2 separate regions of the Homo sapiens genome follow, and region 1 is linked to region 2. Evidence: read pairs that join two places in POLR2A ChIA-PET (ENCODE). Cell type or tissue: MCF 10A. All regions are shown on one strand. Each heading gives the region's core, and the rest is flanking DNA. Links, peaks and the distances in the headings are about the cores only. Region 1 holds the start of TEX50 (testis expressed 50). Region 2 overlaps SLC9C2 (solute carrier family 9 member C2 (putative)).

Evidence for each region. ChIA-PET counts read pairs that join two places held together with the same protein. Peaks named below come from ENCODE experiments on the same cell type or tissue, not always from the same donor. Only the 100,000 strongest peaks of a DNase experiment are listed, where the experiment ranks them.
Region 1: POLR2A ChIA-PET joins it to region 2 with 6 read pairs; 5 of 35 experiments call an interaction of 5 or more read pairs at or near these places.

What each region holds. Positions count from the first base shown.
Region 1 is chr1:173,633,958-173,639,345 of GRCh38, reverse strand. All of the region lies in intron 3 of ANKRD45 (ankyrin repeat domain 45), which reads left to right. TEX50 (testis expressed 50) reads right to left here and starts at 4,008. Exons shown (of 2, transcript NM_001195190.3): 1 at 3,501-4,008; 2 at 2,216-2,519. The coding sequence starts at 3,824. The coding sequence ends at 2,310. It overlaps LOC105371619 (a long non-coding RNA gene), which reads right to left and starts at 1,641. Exons shown (of 3, transcript XR_922291.4): 1 at 1,312-1,641. In MCF 10A, for the core only: no CTCF peak of the experiment used is centred there; no DNase peak of the experiment used is centred there.
Region 2 is chr1:173,524,232-173,529,619 of GRCh38, reverse strand. It overlaps SLC9C2 (solute carrier family 9 member C2 (putative)), which reads left to right. Exons shown (of 28, transcript NM_178527.4): 19 at 2,906-2,957; 20 at 4,693-4,841. Among named protein-coding and RNA genes, the nearest start is that of PRDX6, 50 kb to the right of the region's middle. In MCF 10A, for the core only: no CTCF peak of the experiment used is centred there; a DNase peak (open chromatin) is centred at 2,299.

The DNA.
Region 1 (5,388 bases), core at 246-5,245, 110 kb before region 2:
TCTGCAAGGTCATTTGGTTATTTCCCTGACTTGTGAAAGAAAAGTCCTTTATGCCCTGGGACATGTACAATAGCTATCTCTTCTGGCAACTGGAGATTGTCTAGGACACGAAAAATTAGTTCTTTGTGGACTAGATCTTGGCCTTTACTGTTAATAAGACCTTGCTCAGCCCAAATTTTTCTAACTGTATGTGCCACGCCAAAGGCATACTTAGAATCAGTATAAACAGTTCCTTCTTTGTTCTGCAAATGTTTCAAAGCTTGGTTGAGTGCAAACAGGACACAGGTTTGGGCAGACTAATTATTGGGCAGTCTTCCTGACTCTACTTCTTCAAGAGTTTCTCCATCAATTACTGAATACCTATTATGTTTTTCTCCTTTGACTATTTTGGGGGAACCATCTATAAACCAGTGCCGTCCTGTTTTAAAAGGGGCCTCTCCTAGATCTGGCCTGACTTTTGTTTGGTAGTCAGTCAAATCTAGACACGAGTGTTTTTTAAATTTGGGTCTCCTGCCAAGAAACCCGCTGGGTTGAGTGAATTATCAGTAGTCAAGGGTAAATCATCTTTTTCTAGCAAAATAGCCTTATATTTCAAGATTCTGGAGTCAGTAAGCCACCTTCCTGCTTTTTGATTTAAAATAGCTCTAACTTGGTGGGGCGTGCTTACAGTTAATCTCCCCCCAAAGGTTAATTTTCTACTTTCTTCAACTAATATTGCTGTAGCCACAGGTGTTTATCTTCCCTGTCTTACTCGAAACATTTCCTATCTTGAAGTTTTGGGGTGGTGCCTGGGATAGGCCCTTTCCCTGGAGCTTTCAACCCCCCTTGCTCCTTGCTGGAGGTTTCTAGCACTCCTGGATATGGCAGCGGCAGGGGGCTGGGGGTGGCTCAACCTCTCCTACTAGAGGCTTCTTGCCCTTCCTTCCTTTGGAGGCTTGCCAAGGGCCTTTTCCCATGTTGGATCCTAGATAGGCCCAATCCCTTGTGCTAGGGATGTCTCGCCTATTCTTTTCCCGGCAAGGCTCAATCCCCCAGATTCTTCAGACTGGGGATGTCTTGGCTGTCCCATCCTTAAAGGCTTGTGAAAGGCTCAATCTCTCACACCAGAGATGTCTCGCCGATTCTCTTTCCCTGGGAGGTTAACCTTCCTCCTTTTCCCTTTCGGTGGTTCCTTACACCCTTCCTGTTTGTGTTCATGCACTCTGTCCAGCAACAGACTGGTAGTCGTTCACACACACACACACACACACTCAGCCTCCAAAAGCTGACCACCAAGGAAATACTTTGCCACCCTCTTGCAGCTTTTCCTACCTTGGCCCGTGCATGGAGTCACCTGGTCACTGTGGTCCTGCAAGCCTCTCTCTTTCCCTGCGTTGCTGAGAATCCAACTATATTCCTTGCTCCGGGTAGGTCCTGGCTGTCCTCCAGGGGCTGCTACAATGGGCAGTGGGGCACCTCCCCATGAGAGAGGACCAAAGACTGTCCCAGAGGGGAATGTTAATCCCCTACGGGCCACCAAATTGTTGGGAACGGGTGCTTAGTGTTGCAAAAATCAACACTGAGACAAAGGATCTCTCAGCAAGGCTAGTTTACTTTCTGCAGAAAGGGTGCTGCTTGCTAGCAGTCTTGCCACACACCAACAAAAGAGACAGGGTAATTTATAACCTGATGCATCCACCCTACTGCTGTGTCCGGTTTCCATTGGCTGGAATGGGACCTCACATTCTGTACTCAACCTGATTGGCTAGCAACTTAGAACTTCCCAAAAGAGGCAAAGGCAGAGGAGAACAAAGGAAGAGAGGAATTAACCTGTGGAATGCTGAGAGAGGCAAAAACACTTACAAATAAGGAAAGAGAAACAGGCTATGACCTCATGCTTGCTTGGACCTATTCAGGCATGCCAGGGCAAATACCTATGCTAAAATGTGGGAGCTAAGAACAGAGTATATTGATTTCTTTATTACAGCTAGCAGAATTTAAGAATATTAGCACAGGTCTTTGAGTAAATTTTGCTTCTAAGAGAGGTTACTATCTATTCTGAATTAGACTGGGAGGAATGTCCCTTTGAAGAGGAACCTCTATTTCATTTTCTACAGTATACAATTTCTTCTCTAGTACTTTAGTAAGTCCGGGTTCTTTTTTAATTGAATGGGAAGTAACATTTCAACCCAGGCTTCTTTGGAAAATTTTAGTAAAGATTGTGGCAAAAAGTTTATAAAGGTTTCCAAAGAACAATTTTTAATCCTTAGATGATAGATTTCTTTTGTGATATCTATAATTGACTAAGCTACATTTGCATATGCATTTATTTAGTATCTTCTGGCTCCTTCTTCTTTACTCTTCTTCTTTAATTTGCAGTGCTTAATTTTCTTAGAGGAAGGATGGTGAGACCTGTGCTCCCAGATCTTGTATATCACTGATGCTGTGGTTGCCACTCTGTGGAGTGTTTGGTCAATGTTGTTGATCAATGGGCTTTCTAGATCATTACCAGGTTTTTCTAAGGAGGCTTGCTTTTTCAGCTAAAAGGAGAAAAACAATACAGATTTTATCTACATAAAACAGTAGAGTTCAATACTATAGTATAGTTAATAATATAGTTCAAATTAAATTTATGTTCTAAATATGTAAACAAACCTTATTAAAACAGCACACATCAATTATTTATACTAAAGGAAGGTTACTATAGAAGTAAGGTATAAGTGCAGAGGAAATGTTATCTATATGCCACATGTATGATCCTTATCACCATCAGCAAACAATTAGTGTGTCCTATGTTTAGGGTACTCTCTTGGGAGAAATTATTTGATTAGCAAAATGTATTCGTTTATGAAAGAACCTCAAGGTATAACACCATAAAGTAATAGTCATTTTAAAAATAAGAAAACATTTATAAATATCTAATTCTTCTGAAGGTCAATGAGGTTTTGTTTGTTTTTTGATCAAAGAGCTTTTAAGGTTGCCTCTCAAACTATGGTGTCATCTATTGGCAAAGTGGGAAATTATGTAATAGTTTAAAAGCTCCATTTCTCAGAAAGTTGTTCTAATATTAGCAATTAGTTTATAGCCCATATAAAAATTACATGACACCTTTTGTACTTAGATTTCTTAGATACATCTGAAAGGGTTCTAAGAGATCTCTTGTTACAGATCCTTTTGTGGATGAGGCAACTGAGATAGAGCAAATGACTTACCTAAGGACCCAGACAGATAACTTGATTTTCCATACATTCTCCTCATGGTAGCACACTACTTTTTTTGGTGTGTTTTGTAACTTGAAGTAGAGGGGGCTAGATGATTCTAAGGACCTTCTAATTCAATACACATTTGTTGAACACCTAGTATGAGCAAGATACTGTGCTAGATGCTGGGAATGAATGGGAAGTTGGGGGAAGGTTACAATGAGGAATAAAACACGGTACCCTCTCTCAAAGAAACTAGTAATATTATGTTCTAAACCCTTAGAGATTTTGTAACTATTACTACTTGTATCACGAATTCACCTTTTTTTGGTGTTTCTTCCATTTCTTCCACAGGTAATGCACAGACAAAACAAATAAGACGAAGAAGACAGCTTGTAATAAATTATAAATGAGATATAAACAACCCTGAAATATATCCATGTTAGCAAAGTCGCAGCATAGTTTATCCAGAAGATAAGGCAGGCAGTGAGATGGAGAACCCTTAACTTTCCAATAATGTACTTCTTCTGGAAGAATCTCCCATCCAACCTTTGTCCAGACAGTTCCATCACAAATGCAGAAACTCTCCCCGAAGAAGCAGATAAACAACAGAGAAAAAATCAGCGGTAGTCTTTGATTAGACATCCTTCTTTGTCAATTGAAAAAAAAGTAGCTAAAATTTAGCTATTTTAAAATAGCTAAATTAGCTAAATAATAAAATAAAATAACTAAATTCCCTACGAAGGGAAGCAGAAAATACCAGGAGCTATTAGTTAAAATGGTGCTTCAATAAAAGCACTTCATATAACCTTGCCAGTCAGCAAAATATGCCCAGCAAAGGATACAGTGATGATCATTGTAACATCATCAGTCATAGTGACTCAGGGATAAGTTCAGTGACATCATAAATAACCACATTGGAACTAAAAGGTGTCACCTGACCAATCACATTGAGTTTCTTAAAGATACTTTTTTGTTGTTGTTGTGTTGTTGTTTTGCCAGAATGGTTTGAGCTTCTTCAATTTTCTTAAAAGTGAACACTTTACTAATATTTTGCTAGCTAATAAATTCAACTATAGTCATATTAATAGAATCTTATGGAAACAATTTACTCATGTCACCTCTAACATTTCTTCTGAAGCACTGCAGTTTTACATTTACTTAAAAAATAGTATACCACTTCACATAACCCAGCATCTGCTTTTATTTTTTTGTTTGGGAATGTCCTTCCCTTCAAATAGTTCAACAAATATTGAGTGCCTGTCCCTTATAATATATTCCTGTGGTGGTGATGTGGTACTATCAGGTAGTGGGTGAGGGGTGAGGAAGGTGGCATGGTATATGATAAAAAGATGGGACATAGACCTTGCCTTTAAGGAGTGTACAATCTAGAGGTAAAAGCAAAAAGTAATATAATAATTAAAATGATTCTGATTTTATTATAAAAAATAAATAGTTCTCATTTTACTAAATCTAAAAAATTTTAGATTTTACTAAATGAGAACTAAATAAAATTATAATCACATAACTGTTGAGAGGGCAATGAGTCCCACTTGGGGGAATTAGGAAATTTTGCAGAAAAAGATATGTGAGTAGGCTTTGAAGAATGAGTAGAATTTTTATAGGTGGCAGTGTAGAGAGGGTATCTAAGATTGGGGAAGCATAATAAGCAAAGACATTTTGTGTAAGCATTCATATAACAAATATTTGCTGAGTGCTGACTGTGTGCTAAACATTGTTCTAGGAGCTGAGAATATATACACAACGTAGCCCAAAACAGAATCATTACCTTCATGGAGTTTACTTTCTAGTAGGGAGATACAGAAAATAATTGTATCTATCTAAATCTATATGTCTGTATCTGTGGAGTGCTATGGTGATATGATATGTCATTGTAGTTTTGATTTGCATTTCTCTGGATGATCAGTGATGTTGATCACCTTTTCATATACTGGTTTGCCATTTTGTATGTCTTTTGAGAAATGTCCATTCACATCTTTTGCCCATTTAAAAAAATAGGATTATTAGATTTTTTTCCTATTGAGTTGTTAGAGCTGCTTATATATTCTGGTTATTAATCCCTTGTCATATGAGTAGTTTTATTCCATTCTGTGGGTTGCCTCTTCACTTCGTTGATTGTTTCCTTTGCTGTGCAGAAGCTTTTTAACGTAATAATCCCATTTGTCGATTTTTTCTTTGGTTGCCTCTG
Region 2 (5,388 bases), core at 105-5,104:
TAAAAGACAGGGCACTTGGAAAGGTGTATGCAGGAGTTGAGACTTGAAAAAGGCTTCAAAGAAAGGGTAAGTCTTAAGTGAAGAGGAAGAGAGGAAAAGAGAACAAAGATTTGATAGTGAAAAGTTGAAATCCTGGTACTGTGGGGTGGGTGAGTAGAAGTATTTATTTTTTATCATTTAAGACCCTCTTCATTTCCAGCCACTATGCTGTAAGTACTAGATGGGAGCCTAGAGGTGGAGTGAATCCTCTCCTAACCAGGCTCCCTCGCACCAGTCTGTCTATTACCAGTCACTCGCAAAAGAGTGGGGAAAGTGGAACGTGACTGCTCTCTCATTCTCATGCTTCTTTGGGCCTGATAATGTAGAGGAGACTCGCATTCTTTAGATAAAAAACTTCCTTATTTTTCACTCATAGCTGTCAACTCTGCTCTTTGCAGTGAGAATCTTTCAATTGATTTTCCAGGTTACAGATTTTTAAATTTCTAGTTGTGTTCTTTCTTCTGTTCAACCCATCTATTAAACTTTTTAATTTTTTTTGACAATTACTTTTTGATCTCCAAAAACTGTGGTTGCTTCCTTTTCATAACAACTGTTTGCTTTAAAAGAATTAACATAATATTATCTAGAATCTTCTTTTCATCTTAAAAGATATTTTGCTTCCTGTGTTAATTCTGCTTCCTTGGGGTTCACTCTCCTATTCATTGTGTTTGGTTTCTATATTTCATTCTGTTTTTGCCCCCAGTGTTTGGTGATTTTGGTTATATTTTCATACGTGTCAATGAGGGGCTAAGGTGAACAGTATCAACAGCTGAAAGGTGTTTTCTCAGCCCAAGTTACACTCTTGATTTTTAACTGGAGATGGATTTAAATCCTGATTACTACAATGATTATGTGTGGATACATAAAACCATGGATGGCCTAGAGGTTATGTCTTCTGGTTACGGTGCCTATTTTTTGTGGTGACGGTTACGTTACCTCAGTCAAGAGAGGCTCTTTACTTATTGAAATAAGAAGAGGAAAAGAGGCTGTGAAGATATCTACCTTTATTGGATTGAACATTAATGTGTAACAGAATTCTGTCCTGTTGCTTTACTTTGAAGAATGGAGAAGAAAATTAAAAGAACTACTCAAAGGCTGGATTGATCTGCATTAGAAAGAACACAGAGCTATTCATAGGAGAAAAGATTTCAGCAGAAGGAGGAAGAGAGAAGAAAAACAAGAGACAGTGGGGGGAGTTAAGAATGTGTTTTCAGGAGTTTGGGAGAAGATGCAGAGATCTGAGGGCAGTTGCCTTGACGTGTCACAGGTGAAGTGAATCCCCTGTGACATTTTGAAAGAAGCACCAGTAAAGATTTAAATGGCCTTTTGAGATGTGTTTAGATGTCTAACTGGTGTTTATTCTGAAACTGACTTGGTTCTGGAAATTGGCCTGTGGCAGCTCACCTTAAGAAAAATAAATGTATGCCCAGGCTTTCATGATTATGCTCTCTTTGTAGGCAGGAGTCAGGTCCCATGCGCTTTTGTGCAAAGGCGTTCTAGAGCAGTCTTACAGGGTTGCTGTAAGTCTAGTTTGGTGTGAAGGGGGCCTAGCTGCTTTCTTTGCACCTATGCAAGCAGGGCTGGGCTAGGATATGTTGGTGCCATGGACAGGCTAGTAATTTGGCACCTTCCCAATATTGATGCAATGTTATCGAGTAAGAAGAAATAATTTAATAAATATTACATACCTTATTCTTATATTCAAAATGAGGGATTCATTACATGCGATTTTTTTCTAAACCAAAACAAAGACAACAAAAAAACCCCACAAAAACTTAACTTTGCTTAAACTTTAGATAACAAACCAGGTGTTCCCTATAAAGAGCACTATGCCATGCATTATTTGGGGCAGAGTTTCAGACATCTGTACCTGACAACCCTAAAGAACTGTCAGTTGTGTGATTCCAGGACTGTTGGTGTAGCCAAGTGCAAACTCCCCAGTGACTCAAAGCTGGAGGGTAAGCTTTAAGAGGAAAAGTGCCTGGGACATAGTGGGCATCCAACAAATACCTGTTGTATGATTGATTGAACAGAGATTGGTTAGCCCTGGAGTGCAGTGATTTCTTCAGTTATCTAAGGAGTTATTTGTTAGAAATATGAACTAATCAATATCGTATTTTCTCATTTTTCCACTTCTTTTTGTGCTCCTGATAGGCTGGCTTCCCAACTAGCTGCTCACTTGGCTCACTGCCAAATGAGGCGCTATGAGAATTCTCCTTGGTGCACAGTGGAGTACATACTGATCTTTTCTGATAACTATTAGGCAAGGTAGTTATGCAAGCTACTGACTGTACTAGACTCATTGAGATTGACGTCTGAGCATGGGCAAAGCAGCAGAATTGACCCAGAGGGAAGAAATGAGCCAATAGCTTTTCTAAAACTAGGTGAAATGTCCTCTACCATACTTCCTTTTCTCTGAATTTAAAAGGAAAGCCAGGCTAGGTGTGGTGGCTTATGCCTGTAATCCCAGCACTTTGGGAGGCAGAAGTGAGTAGATCACCTGAGGTCAGGAGTTCAAGACCAGCCTAGCCAACATGGAGAAACCCCATCTCTACTAAAAATACAAAAATCAGCTGGGTGTGGTCGCTCACACTTGTATCCCAGCTACTTGGGAGGCTGAGGCACGAGAATAACTTGAACCCGGGAAGTGGAGGTTGCAGTGAGCTGAGATTGCACCACTGCACTCCAACCTCGGCAACAGAGCAAGACTCTGTCTCAAAAAATAAAAATAAAAGGAAAGCCAGAACTATACTTGGTATAATAAGTATGCTTCTCAGGAATATAAGAAGAAATGCATGTTTTTCTTAATTTCTTACAGAAACTATATGAATAATAAGAAATACATGTTTTTCTTAATTTTTTACAGAAACTATGTGAAATTTTGGAAACCAACAAACAGGATGCTGTCAAAGAATTAGGTAGGTAGTTGAAGTATCTGAGTTCTTAAAGTCATACCTTATTGTCCTATAATTTAATAAAAGAAGAACAATTCATGCTTTCATTTACTTGCTCATTCATTTATGCATTCAACAAGCATTTATTAAACACAGCTAATGGGCCAGGTATGGGAAAGCAAAGATGAGTAGATCCTGACCCTTAAACAGTGCAGAATCTTGTGGAGTGTATGAGCGTATCAATAGATAATTGAAAAAGTTAGCAGAGTCCTGTTAGTTGTTATGGGAGTGTACAGGAAAGAATGAGAGGAGTGTGGAAAGTGTATTAAGGTGGCAAGGTCAGAGTCCTCAAGGTTAGAAGAAAAAGACATGTGAAGGTTACCTTTGACAAAATGGTTTTGTTTCATTGTTTTGTTTTTTGCAAAGATACTCTGGAACATAGGGCTGCAACGAATGTCATTTCCTGAGTATCTACAGTCACTCCACTTTATTTGAAGCACAGAGCAGGAGCCCAGGGATTTTATGCCAAGTTTTTTTGGGTCAGCTTTTCTCATGGGGGGCTGTGGGCCAGGCTGTCAGTGTGTGCAAAAGCATCTGGTAGAGGGCCCAGCATATGGAAGGCCCTTAATAAATGGAAGTTATCAGAAAAGAAAATAAAGTAAAACCATTTCATATTCATGACCACATTGTAAGATGCCATATGGGGTTACACTTTCCAAATCAAAATGGAAAGAATGTGATCTAATGAATGAAAGTGTAAGTTTAGAGACAACAGATTAGAATATTTTGGCATTATCTCAGAAAACCCATGACCCATTGTTGCCATTTATATGTTGACAGATTTTTATTTCTGTGCTTTTAAAGATTAGGGGTTAGGACAGCTGCATTATATTATGTTTTAGATCAGTATGGAATATTACAAAGTTTTCTCAATTCACTACTCTAAAAGGCAGTGCTTGTTTCCATGTGGTTACTGCAACTGATGACTGAATGCTTATCATGGCAGGAACTGCTAACTCTTTATGTACATTATCTCATTTAATCCTTATAATTACTCTGTGAGGCAAATACTATTATTACAGAGGTTAATTTGCCTGAGGCCCTATGGCTAGTAAGTAGTGAGCCAGGTTTCTAGCCCAGGTGTATTTGACACTAAAACCTATGCTTTTGATCATTGCTACCTTTCACTTTAGTGGTCAATTCATTTAGTTAAAAAGAAAAGAGTGTGTACCTTCGATATGGCAAGCATTGTGTTCAATGTTGAATATGAAGATGAAACAGATGCAATTTTAACCTTGACTCACAGTCCAGTTCATGTCTTCTGAGGTTTACTGAAGGGGAAAGAATATGCTCCTTGATCTCAGAAAGACCCACCAGCCAAAGTCCAGGGGTACTTTCATTGTGTCATTTATTCGTCTAACCAACAAAAATTATACAATATGGAGGATGAGACAGAGAAGTAAAAATAGTAACATGATAATGTAATGAGTTCCATAATAGAGATATGGAGGAGATGCCATGGGGATAAGAGAGAGAGAGTGATTTTCTCTTAGCTGATGGGGGAAGCCAGTTTCCAATTTTCTCATCCATAAAATAGAGTTGAAAATAACTCTTTGCCTGCTGACCTCATGAGTTCTGCATGAAACTAGAATCAAAGAATATTGTGTAAATGCTTTGGAAATTATACAGTATTATACTAATATTAGTTATTGTGGTTATTGCATAGGCCACTTACTGAATTTTATTTTCTTTGCTGTAGTACTCATGGAGCATGAGGGTCGTGATGTTGTCATTGCTTTGAAGACTAAACAGGCAATCCGGAATGTGATTGCTAAAGCTCTAAAAAATCTCACCTTCCTTTGTTCAAGAGGCATTATTGATAAGCATGAAGTCATTGAGATAAATAAGGTAATTTTGCTTGATTCTGTCCGCATAACACCCCAGCCTTCATGGTTACTTTAGCAGTGTGTAATAAGGAGGGAGATTGAAAAAATTGTTTAACCACAGGTGTTAACTCTATAATCACCTTCAGCCTTTGATAATGCAAAGGACAACGAATGCCGATGCAATCCGGTACACTCCATTTGTCAAAACTACTTGATTGCAAGTAACAGAAACCAACTTGAACTAAGTTTAGTAAAGAAATGGTTGGGGGATTTATCAAAAGGACGCAGAGTACTTTATAGAACCCACAATAGCCAGGATATGTGACAAGGCCTAAGGAAGGGATTTGAACAGCGATGTAGAAAGCTTTCTAGATTCTCCATTTCCTATCAGGGTTGCCCTCTATGGCATCTTCCTTTGGCTTTCCCTATAGACTCACTAGATTTTTCTGCTTCTCCATCCACTGTGTCAATTGAATTATGAAGATGATAGGTTCAATCTGAGTTAATAAGTCAGTGAAAATAGTAATAAGGGGAGACTAGGGACAAAAATGGTTAGAGGAATTTAGATA